Linked DNA regions of Mus musculus: region 2 is linked to region 1. A link is a contact called in ENCODE Hi-C or POLR2A ChIA-PET data. All regions are on one chromosome and are shown on one strand. The core of a region is the stretch at or near the end of the contact, and the rest is flanking DNA. Distances in the headings are between cores, read along the strand shown. Region 1 holds the start of Spdya (speedy/RINGO cell cycle regulator family, member A). Region 2 holds the start of Trmt61b (tRNA methyltransferase 61B).

Region 1 (7,156 bases), core at 1,365-3,864:
AGAGGCAGGCGGTCCTCTGTAAATTCAAGGCCAGCCTGGTCTACAAACTGAGTTCCAGGACAGCCAGGGCTACTATACAGAAAAACCCTGTCTTGAAAAAAAAACCAACAATAACAAAAAAAAATTATATAGGATAGTATTTTACACTCCTTTCATTTTATATTTAAATTAAGTAAAAATCAAACTTTTCTGTTGTACCGGGACAAATTCAAGTGTTTAATGGTCACATATGGCTAGTGGTTACTGTATTAACCAGTGTAGGGTTAGATTATAAAGAATTAGGCAGAGAGCCTAGAAAGATGGCTCAATAGTTAAGAACACTCACCATTCTTCCACAGAACCCAGGTTTGAATCTCAACACTCACATAGTGATTCATAAGCATCCAACTCCAGTTCCAGGGGATTCAATGCCCTTTCCTGGCCTTAGAAGGCAGCAGGAATGCAAGAGGTAGGGGTGTGTGTGTGTGTGTGGTGTAGAAAGGAAGAAAGAAGGGATGGAGAGGGAGAGGAGGAGAGAAGGAAGGAGGGAGGAGAGAGAGGGGGAGGGGGAGAGGGGAGAGAAGAGGAGAGGGGAGAGGAGGAGGGGAGAGAGAGAGGGAGAGGGGAGAGGAGGAGGAGGGAGAGGAGGGGGAGAGGAGAGGAGGGGAGAGGAGAGGGAGAGGGAGAGGGAGGAAAGTATCTTTAGTCTGAGACCAGGCTAGTCACAGCATCTGTAGCCACAGCTGTATCTTCAGTCTGAAACCAGCGTGGACAACATATATCTCAAAGACCAGCATGGACAACTCAAAGCGAAACAAACAGAACTAACCAACAACCAAAATAGATGGAAATTATAATTAGTTCTACAATTATTTGTCTTTTGATTCCTTCATCTGCCTTTCTTCTGGGGGGGGGGGGACGACCCAACAACAAAAAACCAAACAGTCATTAAGTTTCTCAAAAAGGACCAGGGCAGGGCTAGATTCAGAGGTAAGACAGATATATCAGAATGCAGAACACTGTGCTACATTGTCCAGGAGCTAAGTTTTACTCAATGGTAAGTGACTTTTAAACAATGTTTTTATATTGAAACAAAATAAGAAAATGCAAACTTCATGTATCAGATTATTTCATCTAAGACTTGAGAAAACAGGGAAAGGAAATGGCTGAAATTCCCAAATAGAGATTCACTAAAGTTCATAAAGACTGAATCAAAGTTTGTGCAGTTAAGAGCTTACGAAGAAAAACTGCAGCCTGTGTCAAATTCTACTTTGCTGTATTTTTTTTAAATTTAGCTCTTTGTTTAGATGCATCAATGAGTAAGAGTTCTAATGCAAGAGGGAAGAAATAAAGAACAAGTGAAAAAACGATGAGGCATTTCTCAAGAGAAAGAGTGAACGGGGAAATAAGAGAAGCTCGCTGATTGTCTCCAAACAAGACACATTCTGTCCTAAAGGGAAGCTGCTTAAGACGAAGTAACGAAACAAGACTCAGAAAAATAAACAACTCCCAAGAGTCGACAGGCCCCTGTCCAAGGTTCTAAAGCAGTAAGGACGGCAGCTTTCCCAGGGCTTCCCCTGAGCTGGGTGGACTTTTCAGGGACGCAGCTTGAGCCACACAGGCTCTATCTGTCAGTAAGCCCTCTCCCACAGATACCCTTGTAAACCCGGGCTTCACCAAAGCGGACTTGGGTGGAATCCCTACTTTGCTCTGTCACGAATGCCCTGTCTAGGGTGAGCAGATATTGATCGATTTGGACCTCTGAAGGAAAAGTCTCACAACATAAAAGTTAAAGATCCTTCAACTCAGTGGCATGCATTCGACCCAACATTGGGAAAAAAAAAATCACAGCAAAATTCATAAAGACGATGTCCGGGTGTGTGAGGTCTGGGGTTCTGTTTGTCTGGTACATACAGCTGAATTCTGTAAGCATCTGAAGAAACTCTGGCGACAGGATCATATGTATGTGTATGGCTAGTGGTTACTATATATATTACATATGTGTGTGTGTGTATACACACGTATACATACACACACACACACACACACACACACACACATATATATATATTAGAAATAGTTTCTCCGTGTGAGCATCTGACAGTCAATCGCTGACGACAGGGGGCAGGTAGGCAGGAAAACTTTCGTACTTTTGGAGAAAGTGGCTAAAGGTGTCGCGATGAGACGCGACAGCTCAGAACTCCAGCCCGGGAGGACTCGGGCCGGGGGCGTGGGACACGGGACACAGCGGCAGGACTCATCCCTCAGCCCCGTGAAGAGGCCGAGCCTCGCTCCCCACCGCGCACCAACCCCGCGCCACCCGCCGGAGCCGCACTGCCCGGTCTCCCTCCTCTCGCCCCGCACCGCCAGTTCCCGTCCCCGCCTCCGGGATGCCCGGCCCTTGGGGCCGGCGGGGCTGCTCGAGGCCGCGGGGATGTGGGGCTGAGGCGTCCCCGCCTCCTCACGCAGGACTGTGGGAGCGAGAGGGAGGGCACAGGCGACACCCAGAACCCCGCCATCAGGCCCCGGCGGGCGGGCGGGCAGGTGAAGGTACCTGCGCAGGCCGGCGAAGAGCGAGCGGCCCCACAGCCTCCGCCTCAGCGATCTACCTCAGGCGGTTGCGTGCTGGGTCGCTAGCCGCAGGCCGCAAAACCCGCCTAAGAACCTCAAGCGGAGGGCCGGGAGCGCGCGGCCGCGGGAGCCAATCAGAGCACGGGAACCGCCGAGGGCGGGGCCTGCGCTATCGCCCCGCCCCGCCCCTCGCTGACCGGGTCGCCTCCGCCTTCTGCCGTTATTCCGCTCCAGCTCTCTGTATCTTGATGCGGTCGCGCTTTCCCTCGAACGCTGGCTGTGCGGAGCGGTTGAGGAGCCCCGGACAGGACGAGGGGACTGGGCTGCCCTGAAGGACCAGGGCTGCTTGCCGTTCCCCCTCCCTGCCTCTCTGCTCGCGCCTTGGACCTGGGTGCTTCTTCCCTTGTGCACAAGTGTGTAAGAGGAGAAAGAGCCCACGCATGCTAGCTCAAAAGGTGTGAAATAAAGTGGCCTTTAGTGAGCAAAGGGCAACGTTCTTCCATTCACAGCCCTAAATGCTCCTTTTGTCATGCCCGTGCCTTCCTGAGACTCCTGGGATATAGCTGGTGCATAATCAACGCTTGCCAGTCCCACCCCTCCAATTCAGAATCTGCTTTATATATATAGTATGAGAGCACCATACAGTTCTGACTTGTTATCAAACTCAAGTAGACTAGTAACTGAACTGGTAATTAAGACTCTCTGTGGAATTTTGGGTTGGTCCATACATCCAGAGATTAACAGACAACATGAGTTGGGTTGTGGAATCTTCCCCCTTTTAGCTACCTGTACTCAGTGTTTTGTAGAACTTCCTTAAAATGTGACTGAGTAGATAAAACCAAGGTCATGGTAATGTTAATGGCTTAGACAAAAGTGTTACCAGCCCATTAGATCTTCAACCTCTCTCAGGCTATCAATTCACCTATAAAATCTCTAACAAGAAACACTGAGTCAGGAACTTAAGGAAACTGATGCTACGTGATGCTGAAGTACACTGAAAAGGTATGTTTCCATAATAATGTAAAAAATATTCTAAACATACATACAATGAGCCCTTTGAGTAGGAGCTAATTCGACTGTTGTTAAGATCTCAGGTTCAGGGATAGAGAGACAGCTCTATGGTTAAAAGTACTTGCTGCTCAAATTCCTAGCACACATGTGGCAGCTCACAACCACCTGTAACTACAGTTCTAGGGTATCCAACATCATCTTCTGGCCTTTGCTGACATAAGGCACACATGTAGCACACATGCATACATGCAAACAAGACACTCATAAGCATTCAATTTTTAAAAATGAAAATGAGTAAACATCTCAGGTCCATTAGCAAATGGCACAACAGAAAGTACCTTAAGTAAGGAACCCAAATAGAATTCAGTTCTTTGTTTGTTTGTTTGTTTGTTTTTTGAGACAGGGTTACTCTGAATAGCCCTGGCTGTCCTGGAACTCACTTTGTAGACCAGGCTGGCCTCGAACTCAGAAATCTGCCTGCCTCTGCCTCCCGAGTGCTGGGATTAAAGGTGTACGCCACCACGCTGGGCTAGAATTCAGTTCTTAGTCTCCAGCCACCCCAGTTATCCCGAGGACCTGCTCCCTCATCTTAGCTGTATCTTCACAAGCATGTATTGAGGATGAAGCAAGATATTGGTAAACTGGGAACTGTGCACACAGTGCTTTAGCACTTCCAAGGATGTGACAACTTGTAGAGAGAATCTCTTATGTACTGTGTGGAAGCATCACCTGTTAGCTGAGGCAGGAAATAGAAGGTAGGACATCTGGCAGAGAAAGAAAGGATTCTGGGAAAGATCCAAGAGCAGTTAAGGTCGGCCACCTGGACTAAGAGGAGACGGACATATGAAACTGAGGAGAGGTAACCAACCATGTGGCAGACACAAACTAGAACAAACAGATTATATAAGTTATAAGTTAGTTGGAAAATGAGCCAAAACTTATGGCCTAGGCATTTATTCATAAATAATTAAGTCTCGGAGTCACTTCAGAACCAGTGCCAGTGGGAAACCCCGAGCCTGCAACAAGTTGGTGGTGCATGATAGGAAAAGTGAGAGGACGTAGAAACTCCTTCAAAGAATGTGAGGCCCAGGGCTGAGGGTGGCTTAGCAGTTTAGAGCACAGGTTGCTCTTCTAAAGGACATGGTGGCTTACAACCATCCCTCCAGAGGGTCCAATGATTCTTTTGGCCTCTGCAGGCATCAGGCACATAACAGTGCACATACATACATACACACATACAAACAAACATACATACATACATACATACATACATACAAACACCCAAATACATAGAAATAGTATTTTTTAAAAAAATTAAAGAAAAGGAAAAAAAACGTAAGCTGGTCCTTTGAAATAATTAAGAGTCTTTTGAATCATATGAGTAGAAAAGCCTTAACCTCATGTGTTCTTGAAACTAAAAATTCTTTCAGGGTTTACATCTAGGGTCTGGTATGGTGATGCATGCCTGGAACCCAGTGTAAGAAGATTAAAGTTAAAGGCCAACCTAGGCTACATTGTGAGTGTCCTTCCCAAATGATGAACTGCCTCTAGAGTGGGTTGCTTGAAAGGGGAGACTTGGGACCCCAGGGGGGATGAGTTTGAGAACTGGGATGGACACAGTAGGTAACTCCCACATGGAGGGCAGAGCAGGGGCAACAATTAAGCCAGTCTCAAGCTAGGTGTGGCCTTGGTTTTATTTTTAAAGCAGAGAGTCAGTATGTGGGCATTGCAGCCCTCGCTCCTCATCTGCCAATGAAAAGCATTAAGTCAGAGCCAGTGTAGGCTCAGTGGTACTGCTCTCGAGCAGGTGCTTGGTCCTCTGGTTCCTGACATGAATAGCAGAGCAGCCATGACAAGTTTGACTCTAATTTGCTGTCTGTTTTAAAAACTGAAATATTCACCTGTTCTACTCTTTTTAAAAGAGAAATCTGGCCGGGCAGTGGTGGCGCACGCCTTTAATCCCAGCACTCGGGAGGCAGAGGCAGGCGGATTTCTGAGTTCAAGGCCAGCCTGGTCTACAAAGTGAGTTCCAGGACAGCCAGAGCTACACAGAGAAACCCTGTCTCGAAAAAAAAAAAATCTTTGAGTTATTTTCTAATAGCTTTAACTTGTACCTGTCTAAGCTAAAATACATACACTAAACTTACATGAACTCAAAAACAAAAAGTACTAAAAATAAAACAAAAAGTACTAGAAATGTTTGTTGTATATTACTGCATAAGCAAAGCTTGAAAATTAACTATATTGAATCATTCAGATTTTCCCCACCATTCAGATTTTCCCCACAAATACAACTTGGGGTTGATATGTTTTTGACTCTAAAATGTGTTTGTGCTGCCCTCTACTGGCATTACAGTCAAACTGCAATTAATAGACTAAGGGCAAGACTAAACCTTTTCCCTCTCTTTTTTTAAAATTTAAATTATTTATTTTTTTATTGGGTATTTATTTCATTTACATTTCCAATGCTATCCCAAAAATCCCCCACACGCTCCCCCACCCACTCCCCCACCCACCCACTCCCACTTCTTGGCCCTGTCGTTCCCCTGTACTGAGGCATATAAAGTTTGCACGACCAATGGGCCTCTCTTTCCACTGATGGCCGACTAGGCCATTTTCTGTTTCATATGCAGCTAGAGACACGAGCTCCAGGAGGGTACTGGTTAGTTCATATTGTTGTTCCACCTATAGGATTGCAGATCCCTTTAGCTCCTTGGGTACTTTCTCTAGCTCCTCCATTGGGAGCCCTGTGATCCATCCAATAGCTGACTGTGAGCATCCACTTCTGTGTTTGCTAGGCCCCGGCATAGTCTCACAAGAGACAGCTATATCAGGGTCCTTGCAGCAAACGCTTGCTAGTGTATGCAATGGTGTCAGCAAACGCTTGCTAGTGTATGCAATGGTGTCAGCGTTTGGAAGCTGATTATGGGGTGATCCCTGGATATGGCAGTCTCTAGATGGTCCATCCTTTTGTCACAGCTCCAAAATTTGTTTCTGTAACTCCTTCCATGGGTGTTTTGTTCCAAATTCTAAGAAGGGGCAAAGTGTCCACACTTTGGTCTTCGTTCTTCTTGAGTTTCATGCGTTTAGCAAATTGCATCTTATATCTTGGGTATCCTAAGTTTCTGGGCTAATATCCACTTATCAGTGAGTACATATTGTGTGAGTTCCTTTGTGATTGGGTTACCTCACTCAGGTTGATGCCCTCCAGGTCCATCCATTTGCCTAGGAATTTCATAAATTCATTCTTTTTAATAGCTGAGTAGTACTCCATTGTGTAAATGTACCACATTTTCTGTATCCATTCCTCTGTTGAGGGGCATCTGGGTTCTTTCCAGCTTCTGGCTATTATAAATAAGGCTGCTATGAACATAGTAGAGCATGTGTCCTTCTTACCAGTTGAAACATCTTCTGGATATATGCCTAGGAGAGGTATTGCGGTTATCCTAAAACAAAAGGATATACCTTCTTCTCAGCACCTCATGGTACCTTCTCCAAAATTGACCACATTATTGGTCACAAAACAAGCCTCAACATATACAAAAATATTGAAATTGTCCCATGCATCCTATCAGATCACCATGGACTAAGGCTG
Region 2 (7,156 bases), core at 1,526-4,025, 47 kb before region 1:
AAAACTACCCAGAATTCCATTTTTCTAAAGTATGTTTTGAAGAAAACTAAAAATAAGCATGGAGATAAAAAGCTACATATATGGCATCTTTAAAGGACTTATCCAGCTCTAAGTCCAGTTGTGGCGATCCTCTGCTCTGAGAACTTCTCTGTGAACGAGGTCACGCAGGGTAGTGTCTCTCCACAAATGGCACCCAATCTGAATCTTTCTGCCTCTTTGACTTCCCGAAGCTCACTGCTCTCCACATTCTCCCCAGCACAGATATAGGTGAAAGCCACTTTTCTTCCTTGTTGGGATAATAATGGATTATAGAAATTTGAAAAATCGCCGGGCGGTGGTGGCACATGCCTTTAATCCCAGCACTTGGGAGGCAGAGGCAGGTGGATTTCTGAGTTCAAGGCCAGCCTGGTCTACAGAGTTAGTTCCAGGTCAGCCAGGGATATACAGAGAAACCCTGTCTTGAAAAACCAAAAAAAAAAAAAAAAAAAAAAAAAAGAAAGAAAGAAAGAAAGAAAGAAAGAAATAAATTTGAAAAATTGGTGTGTGTGTGTGTGTGTGTGTGTGTGTGTGTGTTGGGGGGGAAGTGGAGGCAGTGGCAGTTCATGCCCTTAGGCTCAGCCTTTAGGAGGCAGAAGCAGTCAGATCTCTAAGTTCTAGGCCAGCCTGGTCTATAGAATGAGTTCTACGACAGCCAGGACTACACAGAGAACTCTGTCTCAAAAAAAAAAAACAAAAACAAAAACAAAAACAAAAACAAAATTGCAGAAAGGAGATATTGTCTAAAAAGTGACACTTACATAGACTGTGTCCATTTTGGGATCCTCTTCTCTGATCTCTGAGCAGAGGAACTGATACGGTAACTCAGTAGTTAAGTGACTTTGTGAGCTCTGTTCTCCCTGTCTCTGAGCATTGATCTGTTTTCATATTTTAAGCGGCATCACAAGCAAATGTACTTTGCCAGCAAGGGAAAAAGTACTATGGCTTTGTTTTGCGTCTTTCCTTTATCCGTTCCTTCAGGGCTCATGCTAGGATTTCAGGGATACAATCTGGGATAAGAGAGATCTATTCTCCGAACCCCAAAGCATAATGAAGCCTAGGAGACAGACACTGTGGCCAAACAATCCCGCCACAGTGTTAGTAATGGAAAATAGAAAGTCTCCTGAAATGGAGGCTGTGCTGGGAGATCTGCCTGTTTCTGCTTCCCTGGGATCAGAGTTGTGTATGTAAATATGCGCCATCATGCCCTGACTTAAAAGAAATAGTGGAGGGAGGGAAATGAATGCAACAAAATATGTGTGGGTATCAGAGGAAAGTCTGCTTTTCCACTGGAATCCTACCATAGATATCTAGTCATCAATCTCTTTGGCACGTACCTTTATCTGCTGAGCCATCTTGCTGTCCCCCTTTTAAACATGAGTTCTGGAAATCAAACTCAGATCCCAGTTCTTGCAAAGCAAGCACTTTTTACACACCCAGCTATCACCCCACCATTCCTTAGTCTTTAGAAAGGTGTATGGTACCATCAACAAGAGCTGCTGAACGTGGTCAACCTAGTTAGAAATCCCACCATCCCATTTCTCAGCTACCTTGTCAGGGGACTTGCTGACGTCGTTTAATCTTCTTTGTATAGTAGGTCATAAATACTGATTTCTAACTGAATTGCAAATTTTCAATATATGTGCATGGTACTGTCTGATTCTCAATAAACTTATAGGCAGGCTAATGATATTTAACTTTGAGTGCAAAAGGTAACTTCAGTTTTTTTGTTTGTTTGTTTTTGGTTTTTTGAGACAGATGTGCTGTTGTACAAATTTTATTTGTTTTTTGAGACAGGGTTTCTCTGTGTAGCCCTGGCTACCTGAAGCTCACTCTGTAGACCAGGCTGGCTTCGAATTCAGAAATTCGCCTGCCTCTGCCTCCCGAGTGCTGGGATTAAAGGCATGCGCCACCACACCCGGCTAACTTCAATTTTAGGAAGTGTTTATTGCTGGGCAGTGGTGGCGCACAGGAAAAGAAGTGTTTATTTGGGTAGGCGGGGTGGTTAAAACAGTTGTGTTGATTTTTTTTTTTTTTTTTTTCCTGTTTATTTTGTAGCTTAGCCATCGGATAGTCTCTGGCTATCCTGTAACCCACTATGTAAATTAGGTTGGTTCTGCCTCCCAAGTGCTGGAATGTGCCACCAAAATTATAGGAAGGGGGCACCTGGATTTGAACCAGGGACCTCTTGATCTGCAGTCAAATGCTCTACCACTGAGCTATACCCCCGGTGGCTACTGCCACCTTACTCTACCTTTGTGAACACTCTAGACCTCGGGCTGAGGCTGACCAGAGAGTCCCTAGCCATTCGAAATAGACCTCCCAGTTATGAGCAAGGTGTGCGGGTCAGCAAGCAGTGCGTCCTATGACGCCTGACCAACGATTTTTCTGGGCTAGATGACTTTGGACTCTTGGGGATGATGGGTGACGGTCCTGTCCACCACCACTAGTGACTTAAACCTGGTTAAGACTGTCCAGGTTCCACGTCTAGTCTTCCCGGGTCTTCCTGTCCCTGGGCGGCTAGCGGAGATTGGTGAGCAGTAAGTAAACTCTGTGCTTTTGCCACTCGCGGAAAGCCAGGATTTTAGCCCGGAGGCCAACGAGCCCTAAGCTCGGGCCACCGCATGTGCTGGACGCCAAGGCGGTGACGCACTCTGTCGGCGACGCGGGGGAGCCCACAGCCTGCACTACCCCAAAACCGGGCAAAGGGCACGGCGGTGGCTACGTCACACGTGTGCGACAGCACCTGCTCCGGACGTCAGGCTCTCTAAGGACGACGTGGTTCTTCCTTGTGAGGTTGAGGCGCCCGAGAGGCGATCAGAGCTCAGAGCCGATTCATTCCTGCTTGACTTTGGGTCGGTGCCTCGTGAGCGAGCTCATTTCCCGGGGTTGCGGGTCCTTGCCTGGGGACACGCGAGTTGGAGAGCGCGTGCACCGGTCGTTCCCTTCCCGTGCTGCCCGCGTCCGGATCGTCGGGACCCGGTTGTCTCTAGTATGTGGAAAGGCTCGGGCTGGGAACTTCGAGGGAGGAGTTACCCCCTCGAGATCCGGAGGACCAGAGCGGAGAGCAGGGCCACTGAGACCCTACAGGATATGACTCCGAGGATCGCGTGCTGGACACGAGTGGCTACCGAGCCCGGAGAGCTTCGCGCTGCCTCCTCCTGGTCCCTTTCCAGAGGACTCTTTTCAGTCGGGGATGCTTATTAAAGCTCTGGCGGGAAAGAGAGAATCACAATTAAAGAAATTAGTCCTACTCTGCAACGTCGGACACTTTAATAGTAACTGGGGAGCGATTGCGTTCAGGGAGATCGAGGACAAGTATCCTGGCCAGATCCTGACATGTTTTCCCGGTAAGAGTTCTCTGCGGAGGCCACCTTTGGAGGACTCTGTATATTGATGGAAGAGGGAACGCCGGAACCTATCCCAAAAGTATTGTCATGGGAATTAGGTGTGTGTGGGTTCCAGGAAGGGCGAGGACGGACGGCGCACTACCACAGTCCGATGAATGTTCTCATCACCGACCTTTGGAGTTTTTCAGCATGTTGGATTTTTAAACATGTTCAGGTACTGATAATTTTAGAAGGAAACAGAATTTACATTTGATATTTGCCACTCCCTTATCTAAAATGAAGATTATGCCAGTTTACTAGCAGAATGGTATGGACTCGCTAAACAGAGACGTACCTGTTTGTTCCCCACAGCTCTGAAGCGTATGGGTATTGATCTTAGGATGTTGAACTGTTTGGGGGTACATTTTGTAGTACCATTGTAATAATACCATATTTTTTTGTTTTTAATATTTGGGGAGTGGGCCCTGAATGAGAACTTGCAAACAGTGTGGAGGTCAGAGGGTAACTCTCCCAGAGTCTCTTCTGCCACCTGGGATCCTGGAATAAATTCGGGTTACCAGGCTTGCCTTCGTGTCTACTGGCTGAGCCATCTCGCAGGCCCTGTGGCAGTATTTTAATAATGATACTTAATAAGGAATGTTACTGGAAATCCATTATCGCATACATATTTGTATTAGGGTTAGGGATGTAACTTAGTAGTAGAAGGCTTGCCTAGACTGCACCAAAAGCCCTGCATTCCTTTCCTCAGGGAGCGGCACATAAATGGCTATTCACCTCAGTTAGGACACCAACAGACCATTCCATCCAAGTCCAGTTTGTTTGGTTATTGGGGTTAAAGCCAGTGTGATTATTGAGTTCAGTACTGCTGTGTAGACATGCCAAGGAGTCTGGAAAAGCCCCATCCAACCATGGATGACTCCTTCCTAAAGTCACAGCCCTGGAGTCCCAAACCCAGTAAACCTACCTCTTGTAAGCTGTGCCACCCTAAGACCATGTGAAACTGCCATGGGGAGGCGGGGAAGTTGGCTGGTTTGGGTGGGTGAGCAGGAGTTGGTGGCTAAAACACACACCCCCTGCCCCACTTCAAGGAGGGAAGGTGAATAGGCCATCCATGGGATTTTTGGGGGTCTCAGTTGAATAATCACAGCTACTCTGATTTCAAGATTACAGAGGTCCTATCTGCCTAAAGGATGGAGTTCCATTACACTCTACCCCAGCCCCACAAAAGGCAGCAAAGCCATGCAGATGTTTCACCACTAGTGAAACTAGTGTCTAGGCTCTTTAGCTTTTAGACAACTAGCAGGCTATTGTGGTGAATGCCTTAAGCACATAGCAGGCAGAGGCGGGAAATGCATTGTGATTTTGGGTTAGCCTAGTCTACATAGCAAGGTTCTAAACTCCCTAATATTATAGTTCTAAATTAAAAGTTAATAGTTTCCTTTCCTCCTCTCTTCCTCCTCCTCTTCCTCTTCTTCCTCCTTCCCCTCCTCTTCCTCCTCCTCCTCCTTCTTCTTTTTCTTCTTCTTCTTTTGGATAGGGTTTCTCTGTGTAGACCTGGCTGTCCTGGAACTTGCTCTGTAGACCAGGCTGGCCTCGAATTATTAGATCCATCTGCCTCTGCCTCCTGGGATTAAAGGCATGTGACATCACACTCTGGCAAATAAAAGTTTGTTTCCTTATATATTTTATGTATAAGTGCTTGTATGTATGTCTGCACATCAGAAGAGGACATCAAATCCCAGTACAGATGGTTGTAAGCCACAGTGTGGTTGTTGTGAATCAAATTCAGGGCCTCTGAAGATCAGAGCAGCCAGTGCTCTTAATCACTGACCATATCTCCAGCCCATCTCTTCTCTCTTCTCCTCTTCTCTTCTCTTCTCTTCTCTTCTCTTCTCTTCTCTTCTCTTCTCTTCTCTTCTCTTCTCTTCTCTTTCCTCTCCTCCTCTCCTCTCCTCTCCTCTCCTCTCCTCTCCTCTCCTCTCCTCGTCTCCTCCCCTCCCCTCCCTTCCCCTCCCCTCCCCTCCTCTCCTCTCCTCCTCCCCTCCTCTCCTCTTCCTTCCTCTTCTTCTTCCTCCCCTCCTTTCTTCTTTTCCTTCCCTTCCCTTCCCTCCTTCCCTCCTTCTCTTCCCTTCTTCCCTTCCTTCCTTCCCTTCTTCCCTTCCCTTCTTTTCTCTTTCCCTCCCCTCCCCTCCCCTCTCCTTCCCTTCCTTCTTTCCAGTACACAGTTCTTACCCAAACAGAGTTTTCTTTGTTGGGTTGGTATGCAGTGGTTCATACTTGTAATCCCAGCATGTGGAAGTGGGGGCAGGAAGATGAGTTCAGTTTCTTGGCTACATAGTCAGTTTGAGACTAGCCTGGGGAACATTGAGACCCCCATCTCAACAAGGGAGGGACAGCCAATTTCTTGGTCAAGTTCCTCTTCTGCTTACATTGGATTTTTTTCATTATTTCTAGCAAAGGGTGTCTAATAACTTGATAACTGATTTTTAGTCTCTCATCTATTTCCTTGCCATATTAATCTTCATAAAATACCCTTTCTGTAGCCTCAGGAATGTGCCCTAACTGCTTACCAGGCCAAGTGCAAATGCCTCAGGCTGGCTTTTAAGTCTGTCTCCCCTCCGAAGGGAGCAGTGCACATCCTTCCTGTGCTGTGTTTAAAACCATCCCTACTCTGAGAGTTTTCTTCAGTTCTCCTGATAGTTCGAAGACACTAGCTGCTCTGCTGCCTCTGAGCCCTTATGGCCCTCATCTGTAATTTCTCATTGGTTCTGTAGTGCTGCTGGGTTTGCTAATTGATCTCTGAATTTTCACTTTATCAAGCAAAATATAAATTCTTGGGCAGGGCCAGAATCTAATTCACTTTCCATTCCTGTTTTTGACCCTCTGACAGTAGTGTAAGGCAAGAACGAGTGCTCAGCATGTATTTATGAGTCATCCACACTGTATTTCCATCATAGGATATAAGTGATACTAACGACATCAACCAGGGGACACTGTTTTGGAAGCAGACTCAGGCTCTGGTAGAATGAGCTAATTTTTATCCAAAGCAGTAAGATTTGGAGTAAAGGACGACTTGGGGCAGGTGGGTCTCCAGAGATCACTGGCCAGCCAGTCTAGCAGAATCAGTGAACTCCAGGGTCAGTGATGTGACCCTGTCTGGAAAAATAGGGAAAGCAGGAGAGGAAGACATCCAGTACCAACCCCTGACCTTCTCCCACACATATATACTCTCCATAAACATAGACACCCAAGGAAGCCTCAACCTTAGCCATAGATGTAAATGAAAATTATGCAATGCTAGACCAGGTATGGAAGCACATACCTATACTCTCAGCATTGGAGAGTCATGAGTTCTGGGTTAACCTGGGTTACTTAATGAGTTCTCGAATAGCCCGGGCTACACAATAAGAAAAGAAAAGAACAATGACAAACTTCACATTTTAGATTCACACATAAAATATTAGATAACTGTTGGGATGGGAATGGAGAAACAGGCACTCTAGTGTAAACTATACATATTTTTTTTAAATATAAAACTTTACGTACCCTCTGAGCTTAATTTGTATCTGATGGCCATGACACATTAGGCAAAAGAATGTTCCCTGAAGTATTTGTATGAAGGTAAGACTAGAAACAGGTAAATGTTTATCATTTACCTAAATAAATCATGGAATGCAGTAGTTGAAAAGAATACAGTGTTTGCATATTGCTGAGATGACAGCGTCAACGAGAAAAGTAAAAGATGGTGTGATTTAGTTGTACTGTGGATT

The links. Hi-C counts contacts between places; a loop is a spot of excess contacts on that map. ChIA-PET counts read pairs that join two places held with the same protein, here RNA polymerase II (POLR2A).
Region 2: a map of T-helper 17 cell shows a loop between it and region 1 (2.1-fold over the local background). The contact joins the promoter of Trmt61b here to the promoter of Spdya in region 1. A Hi-C loop is called at or near these places in 3 of 37 maps with a recorded cell type or tissue (T-helper 1 cell and T-helper 17 cell). POLR2A ChIA-PET finds 5 or more read pairs at or near these places in 3 of 5 experiments (Patski and embryonic stem cell).

The regions. Positions count from the first base shown.
Region 1 is chr17:71,547,519-71,554,674 of GRCm38, reverse strand. Spdya (speedy/RINGO cell cycle regulator family, member A) reads right to left here and starts at 2,614. Exons shown (of 7, transcript NM_029254.1): 1 at 2,534-2,614.
Region 2 is chr17:71,594,380-71,601,535 of GRCm38, reverse strand. It overlaps Trmt61b (tRNA methyltransferase 61B), which reads left to right and starts at 2,775. Exons shown (of 6, transcript NR_027952.1): 1 at 2,775-3,600. It overlaps n-TCgca52 (a tRNA gene), which reads right to left and starts at 2,265; the gene lies at 2,194-2,265.